Regions from separate parts of the Mus musculus genome. Here region 1 is linked to region 2. Evidence: chromatin loops called from intact Hi-C (ENCODE). Cell type or tissue: left cerebral cortex. All regions are shown on one strand. Each heading gives the region's core, and the rest is flanking DNA. Links, peaks and the distances in the headings are about the cores only. Region 1 holds the start of Zfp938 (zinc finger protein 938). Region 2 holds the start of Zfp873 (zinc finger protein 873).

Evidence for each region. A loop is a pair of places that touch in the nucleus more often than their neighbours do. Peaks named below come from ENCODE experiments on the same cell type or tissue, not always from the same donor. Only the 100,000 strongest peaks of a DNase experiment are listed, where the experiment ranks them.
Region 1: a loop joins it to region 2, with 2.7 times the contacts of the local background. A loop is called at or near these places in 1 of 42 quality-filtered maps.

What each region holds. Positions count from the first base shown.
Region 1 is chr10:82,238,824-82,244,204 of GRCm38, reverse strand. It overlaps Zfp938 (zinc finger protein 938), which reads left to right and starts at 2,930. Exons shown (of 4, transcript NM_001105557.2): 1 at 2,930-3,034. The coding sequence starts at 3,032. In left cerebral cortex, for the core only: no CTCF peak of the experiment used is centred there; DNase peaks (open chromatin) are centred at 2,870 and 3,201; H3K4me3 peaks cover 1,633 bases; H3K27ac peaks cover 994 bases.
Region 2 is chr10:82,044,190-82,049,570 of GRCm38, reverse strand. It overlaps Zfp873 (zinc finger protein 873), which reads right to left and starts at 1,448. Exons shown (of 4, transcript NM_001319203.1): 1 at 1,342-1,448. The coding sequence starts at 1,344. Gm46195 (a long non-coding RNA gene) reads left to right here and starts at 1,523. Exons shown (of 2, transcript XR_001779681.1): 1 at 1,523-1,682; 2 at 1,985-3,124. In left cerebral cortex, for the core only: no CTCF peak of the experiment used is centred there; DNase peaks (open chromatin) are centred at 1,176, 1,472 and 2,217; H3K4me3 peaks cover 1,587 bases; H3K27ac peaks cover 1,162 bases.

The sequences.
Region 1 (5,381 bases), core at 167-5,166, 190 kb before region 2:
TGAGTTTATTTGGATGGTATCCATATTTCAGAATTGGGTGCCTTGAACTGAGATAAATGGTCACCAAACTGAATTGTAAGACAAGGATTGAGGAGAATTAGAACACATCTTTGATTTCAGCACTGAGGAAGAAAACTGAGGCGGGATCCTTGCCAACTTTGAAGGGATGGGTAGCTTTCCTTACATGAATGTAGATATATTTTAATGTTTAAATTATATTTATTTGTTTGCTAGCTTGTATGGGGAGGGTCATGTCCATGTCATGCTCCCCACGTGGGACCAGATAACAACTTGTAGGAGTTGGCTATCTCTTTCCATGATGTGTATATTAGGGTTCAAACAAAGTCAGAATCCCCAGCCATCAGGAATGTGAGGATTAAGATTCAGTCTGAGGACACCAAGCTCATCATCCTTTAACTACACATTTTCAGTTTTCTGATTCTATTGGGTTCCGCAGGCCCTTAGCGCCCTAATTATCCTAGTCATTCACCCCTATACATCCATGCTAAGTTCACTTCTGGTAGATTTTTCCCATGTCAATAACTAAGATCTGTCTTAATCATTTTACCTAGAATCTGACCTCACTTTTGATACTCTCCAATCAATTCTATAGGGCTATAGTTTTCCAAACACAAATCTAACCCTAGCATCATACAGACTTTAAGTTTAAATAGCTTCTCATGATAGGGTGCTTGCCTGCATGCCTTCCATCTGTCAAGATAGTGAGTACAGACATCTTGACACCACCATCACAGTTCAGGTTTCACTTATGGCCACTTTTGGTTAAGGACACCAGAGTGTCCAGTTCATGATGTAAATTATCTACTTTTCTTAGAATCTCAATTTTTATTTATATTTATAGGTATTTTTACTACATGTATGTGGTGGACCACATGCATGCAACGCCCTGAAGAAGCTACAAGAGAGTCTCTGGTCCTCTGAGATGGCAATTACAGATTGCATTGAGCTACAATGTGGTTTCAAGCCATTGATATTTGATCCCCTGAAAGAACAGCCAGTGTTCTAAACCCAATGATCTTATCTCTCCTGCCCTTTATTTAGTTATCTAATATTGTATTTTTATTCCCAGGAGCCACTTTGTAGTCAAAGTTAGGAGAAAAGGTTTCATTGTAGGCTGGTTTGAAGTCTTACTTCTACCTGGACTGGACAGCAGTCAAAAGCACTAGTTGTTTTTTTCCCAAAGGATTAAGATTCAATTCCCAGAACATACATGGTGGCTATCAAATGCTTATACTTCCAGGGAATCCAACAAGCCTCTTCTAATCTCGAAGGACACTTCACAGATGTTGAGGACAGGTATAAACGTAGGAAAGCAGCCATATATGTACAATGATGTCTTAAAAAACACTTCCTTCTACCGCTTTCTGTTCCGAGATGTCAAAGGAACAGATCTAGATGCACAGCAGTGATGGAGAGAGGAGCAATGTAAACTTCACCTGCTAGGCAAGATATGTCCCTGAGTGGCTTACCTGAATAACCCTCAGGAAGTGGTGGCCTGCACTGAATTTTAAAAGTCCAGAATACGGAGGTTGTAAGACAGCATGATAATGATGCTTGGTGGTGAAATCCACCACCAAGAGTAAGGTCTGTCAGATGGAAGGCATGCAGGCAAGGGCCTTGTGGCCTGTACCATGCACACACACACACACACACACACACACACACACACACACCAGAGTAGGGGGTTTTTCATGTGTGGTTGTCATTTACCCAGAACCTGTGTGGTCATCCCAGTAGCATAAGCAAGTGTCATAGGTACAGAACAGCAATGTTGTGGACACATACATGACATCTAGCACCTTAGTCCCAATGGGAGTCACTGCCCAGATGTGTGATGACCAGCCTTCTAGGTCCCAGATCCTTATAGGTAAGAAGAGCACACAGTAAATAATTCCAGTCTCCAGTCTGGATTCTGTGTAAGCACAGCCTGAGCAGGCCTGAGGCAAAGTCTGTACAGAAAGACAGACCTTGACACATCCTGCAAAGGGTGTTACTGGACAGGTCCTCTTTTCATGATTCTTACTCCTTTCATCACAAATGTCTTTGCTTTCTGTCTTCCTTGATTTTCTTTTCTTTGCCAACTCAGAGTAGAGTTAGTTGCTTAATGTAAAAGAAATGCCTTGGAGATAATGTACAAATAATCTGCCTGAGCAGTACATCTTAACAAACTCGGTTAACATGAGCCATTGTGTTATGCAAGACATGCTAATCTCAAACTGTCTATATCTATCATCTGACCCTGGTCACCTCCTGTTTGGGAAGCCTAATTGTTTGCATTTGGTGCCATAAATCAAGTTTCTTGCATTTTATTTGTTTGCTTGTTTTGGTTTTTCCTGACTGTTCTGAAACTCACTCTGTAGACCAGACGTAAATGTTTTTATATCCAGCTTTCACCTCCCAAATGCTGACATGATAGGCCAGTGTCACCACAAAAGGCTGGGAAAGTTAATCTTTTGGCTACTAATGTGCAGTGGAGAGAAATGTGAGCAACATTACTGTAATTGCTAATGCCTGAATGGTGCGTATCAATTAGGTAGTTTAAGTTCGACTTGGACGGGCTGGGCGCCCATATAGCTGTGAAGCAGTGGGTTCACCCCCTGTACATTGTTTAATGGTCATTGCAAGCTAGAGACCCTCTCCTGTGCCTACTCGAAGGAAGAGTGTCTACTGAGTGTAGGAAAAATGTGGGGACAACTTTGCAGTTCAGGCTCAAGTTCTACTGCAGTGCCAAACTCCTCAGGTCTGGGGCAGTTCTGTGCCTGAGGTGGAAGCCAGGGCTGGAAACATCAGTGCAATCTGTCACTGTGGGAGCTGTTCCTGTCACTCAAGCCTCACTAGCCAATCAGGGACTCCAGATGGACCGAGCAGTTAGAATGGGGAGAGCACTTCCGGTCCGCCATACTGCAGTCTTGGCTGAGGCTCTGTGGAAGTCGGCTGTGATTCCGTGTGCTTTGATGTGATCTGTTGCCGGGAGCTGGGAGGAGAGTTGTGCGAGTTTGCAGCCTGCGCCATGGTGAGCTGGATCGCTGTCCAAATGCGGGGCGGATCCGCGGGGCCCCTGTGGTGTTTGTCCAGGGGCTGCGGGGAATCAGCGTCAGGTGTTTCTCTGTTTGTTCACTTGAGTTCCCTGCACCTCCCTGAATGACCTCCTTGAGTTCCACCCCCTGCTCCGACTATGGGGAGCTCGGAGCCCTTGTGGGAAAACATCCCTGATGCTGACGTCACCATGCAGTGAGCGCCTCACTTGCTTTTACCGTCTCCAGGAAAGGCAGATTTTCTGACAGGCAGAGCTCTAGTTTCTCTGTGCCCTCTAAAGTTCTGCACCAGGCACGTGACATTCGGGTGTAGCATCCATCGCAGTTAACTGTGCGCAGTGTAAGGTCTGTGTCATTAACACATTCGCATGTGGATGCCACGGTGGTCCAGTCACGTGTGTTAGTAAGGCCAGACTCACTGTGTTCCCCTGCCTAAGTTGTCAAAATTGACACAATTTTAATGGTGTGGGTTTTTTCCTTCTCATATTTTGTCGATCTTTCTATTCTTCCCCAGGAAGTTGTTTTTTATTAGATTGTTTGCTTGGTTTGGTTGGTTGCTTGTGTATGGGGGTTTTGTTTGTGTTTTGTTTTGTTTTGTTTTGAAGCAGGATTTCTCTGTGTAGACTAGGCTGGCCTGGAACTCACAGAAGTACAAATGTGCCTCTCCTTCCCAAGGGCTGGGATTAAAGGTGTGGGCCACCACTGCTTAGCTACAATATAGCCCTTATTGCAGTTGTATTTGACAATTGAAGTCAGAGAATGTCACTGTGTGTACTGTATATATTCAATCTTTTGTTAACCAATTTTCATTCATGAGTACTGAATACTGTTTCTCATCTGCTTTCTGTTGTTGATAGCTTAAATTGTTAGACTTTTCATTGGGTCTATGGATCCATAGCTTAAAATCCATATGATAGTGATATAAGAGCCAAGATGGCAGGAAACCACATAATTACTTTCTAGTCAAGGTTTAGCTCAGCTCCCTGCTAAGGCAAGTCCATCCCAGTATACCCCTGAGCCTTTTTCATGAGGAGCTTTTAAGCACAAAAAACCATGTTGACAACATGAGTAAGGTAGTACATGTAGAGACTATCCCATAACTTTGGACTTTGATGGACTAGGCCTTTGTGTTTTTTTGTTGGCAGATGGTACTGTCTCTGTGTTGAAGTTACAGCTTGAATGGTACTGTCATCATAGAGTCAGGGCCCTTGTTACATTCCCCACTGGTCTTAGTGAATGTGTCAAATCATGATTTCATCCTATTTTAGTTTAAGATGTAGGACCCCACTGTTAATCCAATCAGAATGAAAATTAAAGGCTCAGTCAGTGCCAAAAGCAGAGTAGTTAGCCAGAGGACCAAGAAAATGGAGACAAGTATCAATTTTATCCCTAACCATGGCAGTAATTCTTAAATTAGTTCTGGTTAAATAGCATAGAAACAATAGGGGTTTTTCCCCAAAGCCAGACATAATTTCTTTTCTGTCAGAAGAAGTAAGTTGAAGCCTTTTCAATTTTGTAGGATCATTTCTGTAAGGGACTCTAACTGTTGTTTTAATAGAAACATTTTAATAGCATTAGCTCTTGATCAACCTGTGTACTTAGTTTGTAAAGGATCAAAAGAGATATATTTAGTCAAGCCATTAGTATATGCCCACAAAGTAGTTTAGAAGGCTCAGCAATACTGTTGGATATCCAGATGAATTAACTTACAAAGCAGAACACTAATAATATGGGTTGTTACTGTGAGTTTTGTTAGTCAGTGGGCTGAAAGCCTAGTATGCTCCTATACATATGTAGTACAGAGAGGCCATGTGTCTAAGGAAAAGCAGCAATCTTGGCTGAATTCTGCCTGGGAATGTTTAACTCCATCCCCAGAGTCCCTCCCTGTGGAATAGAGCCTGATTCTCTGGGTTTTTCCTGTTTGCCCAAGGCCAGAATCCTTTTAAGGGAATTTTTCTGGAATCCACAGTCTTAGAAACACTATTTCTGTAATGGAAACTTTCTTCTTTCTGGCAACCAGGGGCCTCAGCTGCAGGGCATGTGTAGAACTGTAAAGTCTGTATTTCTATCTGTATAGGTAAACCCCATCTTTCCTTTCTGTAATACAACCTGACATTTAAACTGGACATCAGTGAGCAAAGGTCAACATGAATATGGGTTCCTGGTTTGTAGTTACATTAGCTAATATCTCCCCTGTATATGTTTTTCTTAGTTTCCAGACCCAGGCCTGAGTCCAGTGGGGGTTGTACCATGACCCTTTATTCATACCATATAAGACTCAGGTGGAGGTAGAGAGGAAAGGAGTGGAAGGACCTGGAAAACCAA
Region 2 (5,381 bases), core at 53-5,052:
AACACAGTGGGGTAAGCACTATTATATCAATCATTAATCAGGAGAATACCCTACACATTTGCCCACAGGCCAGTCTGACTCTAGCTTGTGTCAAACAGACCGAGTCTCAAACAGTACCTCTGAGACATCTCCCAACTCCCAAACACAAGACTTTTAACAAACCTCAATCACCTTAACCCTCAGTTTTCAGCCTGTGAAATGGGCACACTCACATGCAAATTTTTCAAAGTCTGTCAAGTTTAAGACAGAAGAGATGGCTCAGCAACTAAGACTTCTGCTCTAGTGGAAGAGCTGGGTTTGGTTCCCAGCACTAACATGGTGGTAAAAAATTATTCCTAGATCCTGGTGGCGACATCTAATGGCCTCTTTGGTCTTCTATGGACACCAAACACCCAACTGATAAACACAAATACAAGAAAGCCAAACACTTGTGTACAAGAAACAAATGTAGTAAATTAAAAGTACAGATCCCCATATCTCTTATATGTCACCATGGATAAAATGGCCAGAAATACACAGAAGTGGGACAAATATCGGTTGCCAAAACTATAAATATATAATAAAAAAAAAAAAATCAACGAATTCAATCAAAGGAGAGAAATTGCAAGATTGTAGACAAGAAGTCTCAGTATTATTGCAGGACACAATCTGAGCTATGGATTCAACAAACGTCCACTAAAGAGTCTAACGATTTCTGCAATGAACGACAGAAAGCCGATGACAAAAGGTCAGCATGAAAGAAAACATGAACACACAAGGCTGAATAAACAGCACAGTGACACCGTCTGGCTTCTAAGTTACCCTACACCTGCGATAAAGACTGTGCTGTTTGAGAAAGAAAGAGACCAACAAAACACGAGAGAGCACTCAGAAACAGCAACACAGTTAATGTAGGTAACCCAGTAAGTCTGGTCTTACACATGGGATTGGACCACGGTGGCATCTGCATGCGAATGTGTTAATAGCACAGACTTTACACCTGCGCAGAATTCACTGGAGATGGAGCCCACACCTGAATGGCAAATGCCAAGTGAAGAACTTCTAGAAGACTCTAGAGAAACTAGAGCTCTGCAAGTCAGAAAATCTGGCTACCGTGAAACCCGCGCATGCGCGTGCACTGAATGGTGCTTTGCACTTTGCGGACAGCAGGTCCGGCGTCCCAAGTTGTACGCAGGCGCAGAGAGGGGAACTAAGTCGATCAGAGGTCCCGCCTCCGCCTGGGAGATGAGGGGACCTCAGGGGGAACAAAGGGAATCACACCGGGCCCCGCGTCTCGCCGCCGGTTCCCGCACCCCGGGCTCCCGCAGATCCTCCCCGCGTGGGGACGGCGGCCCCGCTCACCATGGTGCGGATTCCGGGCTCACCCACTCTCCTCACAGCTCCTAGCAGCAGTTGAAAAAGCAGCACACAGAACCACAAGAGCTTCCCTAAGACTCACAGTCAAACCTGCAGCATGGTGGCGGAAGTGCCCGCCTCCGTTCTGACTGGCAGTCCGAATCCAGGCTCTGATTGGTTAATAAGGCCTCTGTGACAGGCGCTAACACTCTAGAGTCAAGAGTGCCTTACAGGGACAATGCACAGTGGTTTGCAGGGACAGAACTTTCCCAGAGCTGTGGAGATTGGCATTGCAGCTGAACTTGTGCCTGGATTGCAAAGTCATTCCGGCACTTCTCCTTCACACAGTAGGTATTTCCCCTTCTTCCTCCTGGGCACAGAATGTTAGGTCCTACAACCAGGGATAAAAAACTAAGGTGGGTACTTTATCAGCGCAGAGGCTGTCTGTCAACTTCTCCCTGCATCCCTCAGTCCATACTGCTTACAGAGTTGGCTGGCATGCCCCGACCCTACCCTGAACTTCTACAGCCCTGCTTCCCACAGCGGCCCTTCCCTTTATAATCCAACCATTTAGATTACCTAGGGGTGGGGATGTATTTTTATTTTTCATCTACCCTTTACATTCCCGATCTCTTGGTCTGCCTGAGAGGCTATTGATGGAGCCTAGTTGGAGCACAAGACCAGAGCATACTGGAGAGCCCAAAACCAAGGGATGATCACCAAGAACAGCGCAGAGTGCTACAGAGGGCAGAGCTGGAGATATGACTCAAGCCCTTTGGAGGAGCCCAGAAGATAATGTGTGTGGATCCCCAACATTGGAACAAGAAGGTGTGAAGTTGAAGTTGCCTCGGAGACTATATTAGAGATGCCAGAGCCATAGAATACCTGCCAAGGAAAACTGCTAATAGGAAGTGGAGCCAGCCAAGAGAAAGAATTGTGTTTCAGTCACCAAAGCTGAAAGGAGTTAGAGATTAGACATGAAAATGCAGAGTTTGGCGTTTCCCCAGCTGATTTCTGGTCTGGCTTTGGTCCAGTATTTCCTCACTATAATTTTGGACTGGTCATGTGCATCCTGTGATGTTGAAAATACACAATTTCCATTATGATTGAGATTTTTTTTCAGGTGATTACAGTTAAGAGATTGCATAAGTCTCAGAAGAGACTCTGAACTTTGGACTTTTAAACATTGTTGAGACTATGATATACTATGGGGACTTTTGCATTGTGGCTATGATGGCCCCTATAGACTTGTGTGTTTAAACAAGGATGTAAGGCCAGGAAATGGAATGTGGTGGTTTGAATGTGCTTGGCCCATGGGGATTGGCACGACTCAGGTGTGTCAATGTTGGGGTAGGTATGGCCTTGGAAGATGTGTGGCACTTAGCGAGGTGGGTGTTGAGGCTCCTATGGTCAAGCTTCATCCAGTGTGGGAGACTGCCTCCTCGTGGCTACCTAGGGAAGACAGCCTGTCCTGTACTGGGTACAATCAGATCAAGATGTAGAACTCTTGGCTCCTTCAACACCTTGACTGCCTGCTCACTGCTATGCTCCTACCATGATGATAATGGACTGAACCTCTGACAATGTAAGCCAGCCCCAACTAAATAGATTTCTTTATAAGACTTGCCATGGTCATGGTGTTTTTTCATAGCAATAGAACCGTAACTAAGGCACACACTCAACAATGCTTATGCCTTTTACAATAATTGAATGGTGTGAACCCAAATGGACAGGCAGTTGTACAACATGGCTCTCATGTGGCTATCACTAAAATTGTGACATCTGTTAAGGCATTCTTTCCTTGTGTTGTTTCTTAGAAAAAATGCCCTCAAAACATTGATCAGGTACCTGGCATTGGGGTATGTGGCATTATGAGAATTTAATAAGCATCACGCTGGGCAGTGGTGACACATGCCTTTAATCCCAGCACTTGGGAGGCAGAGGCAGGCAGATTTCTAAATTCAAGGCCAGCCTGGTCTACAGAGTGAGTTCCAGGACAGCCAGAAAAAAACAAAAACAAACAAACAAAAAAAGCATCACAAAGCTGGCCTTATTTACACTGTAGCTTTTCCTTAAAACTTCAGGTTATATTACAATTTCTTCAGAGGTACATGAGTATATCCTCTTGCACATGAAAATTACCTTCTACATCTTCTAAACCTTTTTTATGTCCTTCAATATTGTGGTCTTCCCTTTTACAAAGTGCCTTTAATATAATACCAGAAAATGAATATTATCAGAAATTATGCATATTTTGGTAGTCATGTGCCTCCAAAAGATATTCAGGTATTAACAGAGGTCCTAACCCTCCACATTGGTTTTTTGTTTTGTTTTTTATGTTGTTGTTTACCCTCCACATTGTGAAGGCTCTAGTGAATATGCAACAGCCTAAAGAGCCAACCATGGGAAAGCACACATCCAAAGCAAACCAAAGGAAGAGATTGCTGGATGCTCCAGAGGTGCCACCAGTGAGCAGCCATGAGAGCTGAAGGCTGCAGACAGAGGCAAAGCTGGGTCTCAACGCCTCACATCATGCCCTGCCCTGCCCTGCCCTGCTACTCTCCATGCCTGTTTTTTCTTAATATATTTGTGACTCCTCTTTTGAAGTTCATTCTTGTTTCTGCCCAAGGATGTCCTAGGAACCCATGCTTTTATTTCCATTTTTTTAGTGACTTTGACATAAACAAGGTATGGAGAAAGTACATTGTAATATAGTTTCCTTCTCAGTTAATTTATTTGTTTCCTGTTTTCTGTGTCCTACCCTATGAGTGAGTACTTAATCTGCTAAATTATAATTTAGTAGGCCACCTAATATAAAATGCCATCTCTATGTGGGGGGTTTAGTTCATTCATGATCTACTTCTATCAGAGATTGATGAATTGTAAAATTGGAGAAAGGAAATGCTTGTCTCAAAATTTTTCCGTTTTCTTTTGCTTTCTCCCTATTTTTTCAAGAAAGCTCTTGCTGCCCTGGAACTCATTCTGTGAAGGAGGAGGGCCTGGAACTCACAGAAGTCTACCAGACTAAGCCTCATCAGTGCTAGGATTAAAAGTGTTCCCATCACCAACCAGCATGAAGAAAATGTTTAAAGGGGACATTGGAAGTGTGTCCCTGAAGGAAGACAAAGCCCTCCCTAACTCACAGCCATTAAAAGTTTCCTGGGATCCTGTTACTCTCCTGTACATTTACAGGGATCTCAGTCTTCAATGATGGCGATGAAAACGTTTTCTAGGCCTTTGCTCTCGGGATCTTCTCCTTCAATTCCTATTATTCTTAGGTTTGATCTTTTCATAGTGTCCCAAATTCCCTAGATGTTTTGTGTCATGAACTTTTTAGATTTTTCATTTTGTTTGATGTATCGAGTTCTTCTATCATATCTTCTCTGCCTGAGATTCTGTATTCAATTTCTGATATTCTGTTGGTGATTCTTGTGTCTGTAGTTCCTGTTCTCTTTCCTAGGTTTTCCATCTCCAGGATTGCCTCAGTTTCTGTTTTCTTTATTGCTTCTATTTCCATTTTCAGGTCTCAGACAGTGTTATTCATATCCTTCACCTGTTTGTATTTTCCTGTATTTCATTATATTTGTTTGCTTAATCTTTTTTTTTTAAAGAGGTATTTATTTATTTTATGTATATGAATACACTCTCCTGTCATTGTCTTCAGGCACACCAGAAGAGGGCATCAGATTCCATTACAGATGATTGTGAGCCACCATGTGGTTGCTGGAATTTGAACTCAGGACCTTTGGAAGAGCAGTTAGTGCTCTTAACCATTGAGCCATCTCTCCAGCCTGCTTAATCTTTTAATGCCTCTAACTGTTGGAATGTTTCCCTGATTTCTTTGAGGGATTTATTCATTTCCTCTTTAAAGGTTTCTGTCATCTTTATAAGATTGGATTTAAGATTATCTGTGCCTCTGTTTCATTTGGGTATCCAGGGCTTGCTGTAGCAGGATAGCTGGGCTTTAGTACTGCCCTGGATCTTGTTATGTTTTTCCACTATCCTTTAGGCATTTCATTTTCCCTGTTGTTGGCTGGATGATCCTG